Regions from separate parts of the Homo sapiens genome. Here all the other regions are linked to region 1. Evidence: chromatin contacts called from ENCODE Hi-C or POLR2A ChIA-PET data. All regions are on one chromosome and are shown on one strand. Each heading gives the region's core, a stretch centred on a gene start or an enhancer-like site at or near the end of the contact. The rest is flanking DNA. Distances are from core to core; before and after follow the strand shown.

The links. A loop is a pair of places that touch in the nucleus more often than their neighbours do. ChIA-PET counts read pairs that join two places held with the same protein, here RNA polymerase II (POLR2A). Pooled maps may share reads with other maps.
Region 2: a loop to region 1 is called in a pooled map, with 9 times the contacts of the local background. The contact joins the promoter of EBP here to the promoter of PIM2 in region 1. A Hi-C loop is called at or near these places in 1 of 168 maps with a recorded cell type or tissue (ascending aorta), 5 of 37 single-sample maps with no recorded cell type and 11 of 50 pooled maps. POLR2A ChIA-PET finds 5 or more read pairs at or near these places in 2 of 52 experiments (Panc1 and activated T-cell).
Region 3: a pooled map shows a loop between it and region 1 (4-fold over the local background). The contact joins the promoter of PRICKLE3 here to the promoter of PIM2 in region 1. A Hi-C loop is called at or near these places in 1 of 168 maps with a recorded cell type or tissue (B cell) and 9 of 50 pooled maps. POLR2A ChIA-PET finds 5 or more read pairs at or near these places in 2 of 52 experiments (HepG2 and PC-9).

What each region holds. Positions count from the first base shown.
Region 1 is chrX:48,917,750-48,920,340 of GRCh38, forward strand. PIM2 (Pim-2 proto-oncogene, serine/threonine kinase) reads right to left here and starts at 1,275. Exons shown (of 6, transcript NM_006875.4): 1 at 1,025-1,275; 2 at 787-896; 3 at 32-82. The coding sequence starts at 1,085. RefSeq lists silencers at 1,052-1,191, 1,282-1,521 and an enhancer at 2,572-2,591.
Region 2 is chrX:48,520,558-48,523,148 of GRCh38, forward strand. It overlaps EBP (EBP cholestenol delta-isomerase), which reads left to right and starts at 1,251. Exons shown (of 5, transcript NM_006579.3): 1 at 1,251-1,350. It overlaps PORCN (porcupine O-acyltransferase), which reads left to right. Exons shown (of 15, transcript NM_203475.3): 15 at 1-251. RefSeq lists silencers at 92-151, 1,066-1,295, 1,356-1,535.
Region 3 is chrX:49,185,123-49,187,713 of GRCh38, forward strand. It overlaps PRICKLE3 (prickle planar cell polarity protein 3), which reads right to left and starts at 1,251. Exons shown (of 9, transcript NM_006150.5): 1 at 1,134-1,251. The coding sequence starts at 1,175. RefSeq lists a cis regulatory region at 1,010-1,550 and a silencer at 1,244-1,373.

The DNA.
Region 1 (2,591 bases), core at 25-2,524:
GTAGGTTAGGAAGGGCTCCGAAGGTACTCACCAAGGGGGACCAGCCCAGCACACGATTCCGGGGAATCACTTTGATGGCCACCTGGAGAAGAAGGCCGTGATAAGGAGGCCAGCAGGTGATCCCCAGACCCCTCCCAGTCTAGACCTTCTGCCTACCTCCAGTATTCCTCCATCTACCAGCACTCTAGTCTTTCTGGTCCCCAACCACAGCACCCCACAGAACGCGTACCAGGGCGTCTCCCCTGCCCTCCAGGTCCTCGGAACCAAGTTTATCTCTCCCACCTTCCTTAGCCCTGGGCTCTCCGTTCTCAGGCATCAGGACTCATCACTCCAAGTCCTGAGTTCTAGATTTCCTGATACCCCAGGCCCACAATCTTCCTATTTAGCTCTACGACACCCCAACTCTGTACCAGGGTCCTGGTCCGCATGACTCCACACTGGACACCTACCTCCAAAAGTCCCACAAATCTCACATCTAGGTCCCTGCTTTCCCACACATACACAGCCTGGACCCCGGGGTCAAGGAACTCCGGAATCTGAAGCCCCCTGCCCCCCCCCCCCGCCCATAACCTCCTAGACCGACACACACACGCGCACGCACACACACCTGGCCCTCTACACACACTGCAGGCTCACTCCTCGGACACGGACACGGACACACACACACACACACCTGGTCCTCTACACACTCTGCAGGCTCACTCCTCGGTCAACCAGCATTCCAGGGCCAGGACCCCCGCCCCCGCCACACGCACCTGACCCTCCCAAGACCCTCATGACGGATACCTGGAGTCGATCTGTGAGGCGGTGTCCTGCGAAGACGGTGCCAAAGCCCCCCTTACCCAGGAGGGGGCCGAGTCGATACTCGGCCTCGAACGCTTCCCGATCCTTGCCTCCTACGCAGGCGGAGGCGAGGAAGTCAGGGTGGCGGCGTGCTGAGCCCAGCCACGACTCCCTCCCCCCGCGCTGCAACCCATCATTCCAGCCCACCCCGTCTGGTTGCAGTAGGGGAGGATGTACTCACCTGGCGGCGGCGTGGGGGTCCCGGGGGGCGCGGGAGGCCCCTGTAGAGGCTTGGTCAACATGGAGGTGGCGCTGCGCAGATTGAGCCCACTGAACCCGCTAAGCCCGCAGGGCGTGGACGCCCGGGGCAGCGCAGCTGGGGAGCCAGGGCTGGGGGGCGCCAGGGTGGAAAGCAGAGAAACTGGTGGCCCGGAAGCGCCCGCAGACGGCGCAGCGTTGAGATTCGCCGCGCGCGCCAGCCCCAATGCTACTGAGCCTGGGCACGCGCCTCCCGGGAGAGTCACCCTGGGCGACAGCCCCGCCCACCTGGCTTTGATCAATCCGGACGCGGCACCTGCTGTACCACAGCCAATCGGAGCCAGTTCTTATTTGCATACCACCCTCATCGTTTCAAGGGCCCCCTTATGCAAATACACGCTCGGTTCTTCCGAGGAGGCGGGGCCTGCATGTAAATGAGGGGGCTTGAGGTGGGGCTCACACCAAGAGGAAACCGGTTCTGGGAATCCCTTTGCAGCACCGCGCTTGTTTTGGTTGTTGCGCGGGGTTGTTGTTGGTAGTGGTGGCGGTGTGTGTGTGTATTTACACTTAAAAAATAACTGCGCAGTATCCTTTCCTGGGAAGTTGGTTTGCCGCCGCTGCCTGGATATTAGCACAGAGATAGCGCCAGGCCGGGCTTCTAAGAATTCGCGCTTGTGGCTATCCAAGACTCCGTCTCGAAAGGTGCTTGTCGGACTCCTTCACCGGAGTCCTCCAGGCGACTGGCGGCCTTCACTGGAAAGCTGAGGCCAGGGCCCTGGAAATATCTGGTAGCCAGGGAGGGGGAACCCCTACCATCAACGCCACGGGTGTGCATTGGTCAAAGGCAGCATTGCCTGGTGAGTGTTTATTGGAGCTTTTAACCCTGAGCCCTGGGCCCAGTCAGCAAGTCTAGAATCTAGAACAGCAGGGGGTGGTTCTTGGGGGATGGGGGTGAGCCCAGAGTGGTGGTGGCATGGGGCTGCTCTTGGAGTTGAGAGAGGCAAGGACTGAGAGACATGATAGAGGCTGCTAGAGAAGTGGCAACTCTCAGACACAAATTTGTGAAAAACAGCCAGAAAAGGCGCCACACCCCAGGAAGAAAAATGCACTCCAAAGACACATGAATGCCAAGATATACACAAACACATACTGTCAGACACATTCACAGAAACGACCTAGATACACATGCAGCCAGAGACTGACATACACTTTCAGGCAAGCACACTGTCAGAAAAATAGTTATGTCCTAGAATGACACCCAGAGATACACTGTTACAGAAAGGCACTCACGCAGACCTACATTTGCCATGTGATGACACAGAAATGTCCCGTCACACTGGCAGAACTTGTCACAAACACACTGTCACCATCAGATATGCACTGTCACAGCAAGACTTGTACTGTCCCAGAAATGAGAGACGCAGAGTCTGTCACAGGAAGATGCACAGATGCTCCAGGGACACACATGCACTGCTCTGAAGGCAGACATGTACTGATGTGATAGAATCACATTTTGTGGCAGTGTCACAAAAACAGACATGGATAGACCT
Region 2 (2,591 bases), core at 1-2,500, 400 kb before region 1:
TACTCCTTGACCCCCTCCATCCTTGACCCCCAACACCTCAACACACACACACACACACACACACAAAATCACACCATTTTCATGCCTGTCAATCCCCACCCCACCACAAGGCAGGAAGGGGGTGGTGCCTGCTGGGGCCTAGAGGGGGATGCTTGGGGAAACAGAGAAGGGGAGATCCAGGGCCTCCCCGCCTTCCTTCTTCCTTTTTATATACAATTTGTTATTGTCAAATAAAAGTAGGAAATATTCAATAGGCTTCTTCTTCACTGCTCAGAGGGGAATAGGAATGAGTGAGGAAGGGAGCACAGCATGGATAAAGGTTTGGAAGCTGGAAACCATGAAGAGAGAGCAGACTGTGATTGGTTCATGGTTAGTTTATGATTGATTAGATGATGAGCCTGAAGATGGCAGGATCCTGGTCCTGCTTGGTTTGATCAGGGCAGGGACAGATTGCATAGTTGGATGTGGGGGAGGCCTGATTGGCTGGAAAACTGAAGGATCCCCATTCTGATTGGTTGCTCTGAGTGGGACACAGAGGAGAGAAAGCAAGAGAGATGAAGGGTTGGTGCCTATTTATCCTTAGGACTGAGGGTTGTGGGTTCTAATTGGATGGGAGGTCTGGGATGGGTCTGGATTCTGATTGATTGCTCCATCTGGGGGCCCACTGGTGGTTAGGCGTTTGATTGGCTTTTTAGAACTGGCATATGGAGATTGAGGGTCTTCATGCCAATTGGTCAGTAGGACTGAGAGGCCTGGGTTCTAACTAGTTCTTCTGACTTGAGGTCGGGAGAAGAGAGAATGACCGCTGCTATTAGGACTGAGGAGTTCTGAGCACTGAAGAGCTGGGGAGGGGGTGGTTGCAGTGTATAGCGTGTGATCTGCTTGTAACAGTTTCGTTGCATTATACTAAGGGTTACTCTACCTAGAAAAGGGCGGAGGTGAAAGGATGCAACGCAACGCTAATTTCACCAGCGGAAGAAGCGGGTACAGACCTTAATGAGTCCCCGTTTTGATCGACTGATAAGGGAATGGGGAAATTGAAGCCAGGACTCGATGCAGATTGGCTACGGATCCAAAACGCCCACTAACCTTGGCGCGTCCCAGTCTCCACCCCAAACCTAACTCAGGTGAAAATGGCGCCACGCGCGGGGGCGGGGCTAGAGGTACAAAGAGAGTGTCTATTGGTTGGGAGCGGCACGGGCCGCCTTCTTCGCTTCACCATTGGCTCGCTCCGTAAGGCAAGAGAACCCACTAGGGGATGAGCCCGAACTAGGGATGTGACAGAGCGCGAGACCCAGCCTAAAGAGAGCCCGGAGCCAGCGTGGGAGGCCGCTGCCGTCGCGCGCCTTGGTGAGTGCCCTCCACCCGGCCCCTGCTCCCTCCCCCAGCTCTCCCCGGCTACGCGGCCAGCCCTCGGCGTGCCAGCGCGAGACCCTTTGCCACCCGCCCCCCCCACCGCCCTTTTGCGCCTGCGCGAGACCCCCAGCTACCGCACGGTTGTCCAGAGGACAGAAGATCCGTCTTCTCATTGGGCAGCGGGACTGGAGGGTTCTGGTTCGGATTGACCGGCTTTGTGTTCCGTTCTAGCGCTGCACGCCAGACACCGGCCTTTCAATATCCGTCTCTTCCCTGCAGGTTGACGGCGTTGCACGCTCTCGCGGGGAGGCTCTGGCTTTCCAAACGCTGGCACCGAGGGTTGTAGTTCTGATTCGTTTTCTTTCCTCTGTCCCCCAGTTGCAGTTTTCAGGACTACGTGGGGGAGGGAATAGCTTTTTGTTGAACGGTTTAAGACGCTGACCTGTGCAACTGGACCACGCCTGGTTCCTGTGTCTCTTACCAAACCGTGACCCCGGAGCACAGGACTGGGTTTGGTGGTCGTGAGCAGTTTGTGACCCTTGAAGGAAGACACCAGGCCTGGTCCTGTATCTCCCTCGCCAGACTGTGACCAGGGAGGGCTGGGATCAGGTGTTGTTCCCATGTGCCTCCCACCAGACTTTGACCCCCGAGGGCTGAGACCGGGACTGTTTCTACCACATCATAATATGGCTTCTAAAGGGCTGGAACAAGCTTTCAGCCTTTCTGTGGCCTTGTGTTTCAGTCATGTTCTTTTTCTTTTCTTTTTTATTTTATTTTGAGACAGAGTCTCGCTCTGTTGCCCAGGCTGGAGTGCAGTGGCATGACCCCGGCTCACTGCAGCCTCTGCCTCCCAGGTTCAAGCGATTCTCCTGCCTCAGCCTCCTGAGTAGCTGTAACTACAGGCGCACGCCACCACACCTGGCTAATTTTTGTATTTTTAGTAGAGACGGGGTTTTGCCATGTTGGCCGGGCTGGTCTTGAACTCCTGAGCTCAAGTGGTCCACTCGTCTTGGCCTCCCAAAGTGCTGGGATTACAGGCGTGAGCCACCGCGCCCGGCCTTCTTTTTTAGAGGCAGAGTCTCAGACTGGAGGGCAGTGATGTGGTCACTGCTCACTTCAGCCTTGAAGTCCTGGGCTCAAAGCGATCCTCCTGCCTCAGCCTACCTACTAGCTGGGACTACAGGCCTTTGTCACCACACCTGACTGATTTTCTTATTTTTTTAGAGACAGTTTCG
Region 3 (2,591 bases), core at 1-2,500, 270 kb after region 1:
CCATCTACGCCGCCAGCAGCACTCCAGTTCCACAGGGTAGGAGACGAGACCGCATTCTTCCTTGAGATCCCCACGTGAACCCTGCCCCTCTCTTCAGAAGCTCAGGAGCTCCTCCCCTAAACCCTGGCCTCATGCCCTGATACCCAAGGAACTGGGGACCCTCCCCAGGATCTCAGGAGGCCCCTGCTCCATTCAGAAACCCCCATCCCAAGAAACCTTGGCCTTTACCCATCCCATCCTAGGGCTATTTATTCCTTCTCCGGACCATCAAACCCAGACCCCACATTCCCAGGTCAGAGACCCACTCCAAAGGAAGTGAAAGAACCTCCTATCTAAGAAGTCAAAAACTCCCTTGCTCAGGCGGAACCCTGGAAGCCTTGTCCCCCCAAATCCCAGTCTCTTGACTCTCAGCATTTCGGCATCCCAGGAGTGTAGGACTCCATCCCTCCGTGCACATTCCTCCAAGGTACTGTGTCCTTTAGAAGCTGAGGAGGTCGGCCAGGCTCGGTGGCTCACGCCTATAATCCCAGCACTTTGGGAGGCCGAGGTGGGCGGATCACCTGAGGTCAGGAGTTCGAGACCAGCCTGGCCAACATGGTGAAACCTTGTCTCTACTAAAAATACAAAAATTAGGCGGGCGCGGTGGCGGGCGTCTGTAATCCCAGGTACATGGGAGGCTGAAGCAGGAGAATCGCTTGAACCCAGGAGGCGGAGGTTGCAGTGAGCGGAGATAGCGCCACTGCACTCCAGCCTGGGTGACAGAGATTCAGTCTCAAAAAAAAAAAAAAAAAAAAAAAGCAGCAGCTCAGGAGGTTCCTGCTCAACCTAAGGCTTCAAGACCCAGTTCTCTGGCCCTCAGGATTCCCTCCCACAATTCATAAGAGAGGGGTCCCCACCAGGTCCCAGGAGTGCTGATGAAAGTGTGTGGAGAGGTGATTAGGGGGTTTGGGCCACCAGATCTACACCTTCCTCCATCCATTCGCCTCCAGCAGCCCCAGCCCCAGGTCTGGGAATGCAGGGGATGGGATTCCCAGATCCTCTGTGGGGCACCTATTCGCTATGCCTATCCATTGCCCCCTTGCCTGGGCCTCAGTTTACCCCCGACCCCCACCGCTGCCCTGACTCCCGCTCACCGCACGCCCGGAGCGGCGCCTCCGGGACCCACGCGCGAACATGGCGCGCCCGGGCAGGGTCAAGCCGGGCCGGGTCAGGCGAATGTAATCCTTGCGACCGTCAGGCCACCGCGCGTCCGGCCTGGGAACTCGGTTCCGTAAACCTGACACCCTCGTGGGAGGAGCGCGCCCCGCAGGGCCCGCCCCCGGGCATGTGGTCTCTCCGCTGCCAGGGCGCCCCCTGCCTAGAGGTGAACTGCACGTAGCCCGGAGTGCCCCGCGGGAAAGGCCTCTGCCCTCCCGCTCCGGGCCGGTGCGGGGCGTCACAAGGCACGACCCCCAGAATCCCGGCGTGCCACGTGGCCTCTCACGGGACCTGGGGCTTGAAGGTTCTGTAGTGGAGGATGGGGAGACTCAGAGGTGGCCAACTGGACTGAGAGGGGTGGCGCGCTAGGGTGCTTGTGTTGACGTTTTGTGTCGATTTATTTCGGATGCTTATTTGGGAGAGGGGTTAAAGACACCTCTTGGCTCCTCCCCACTGGTGAGGTTCCGAGGGTCTCCCCGATGAATGCTGCAACAATGGGCCCCAACCTCACCCGCAGCCCCAGCTGGTGCTCGCTGGGAACCTGGGAACCTGGCCCTAGCCACCAGAGAGCTAGATCTTATACGCACTCCTCCCTTCTCATTCCCCTCTCAGCGAGGCCAGGTTCCAAAGCCCTCGTCCCCTCTCTCCCCTCATCCTTATAAGCCTAGCTGTCCAGCCCCGTCCCCCCACCCCAAGTCTTGAGAAGTAGATCTTAAAGCCTTCCCTCCCCCACCCACATTTTTCTCTCTCCAGTTATCCCCTTCCCCAGCTCAGTTCCAGGGCGGGGAGCCTCTCCTTCACGCTCTCAGGCTTGGCTGTGCCTCCGGGCTGGGGGGAGGGGGTCCCATGGCCTCAGTCAGAACTCGGCCCGGGTCTCTATGCACGGAGACTGCAGCGGCCAGGCCCTTCATCGCGGGCCCCGGGGACCTCTCCCCGCCCCCCATTACACATGTCCCTGTCACTTCCCGTGGAGTGGAGAGGTAAAAGAGAATAACTAATGAACTAAGGAGTCACCCCGGCGCCCCACCTCCCCTCCTTGCCTAACCTGTCTCCCATTTCTCCAGCCTGGGCGGAGGCAGGGAAAGGAGAGACAGTAGGGTCTGAAGATTAGGGATGGGGTCAGGCAATGTGAGGTTTCCTCCTATTCGGACCCCTTGGGGATTTGAGGAGAGGGTTCCACAGGGGCTCGGAAGAGGCTTGGCTAAGGGACCAGAATTAGAACCAACTCCTAGAAAGACCGGGCATTTGGTGGCCAGTAGTGGGAGGGTGAGCAGGGCTACTCAGAGAGTGACAGAGTGATTGGCAGGAGAGGCTTCCCAGAGGATGCTGCTCTGCCTAACACTTTTGAAGGGGCCTGAAATGGTGCAGCAAGCTGAACTGCGGTCGGTGGGTCC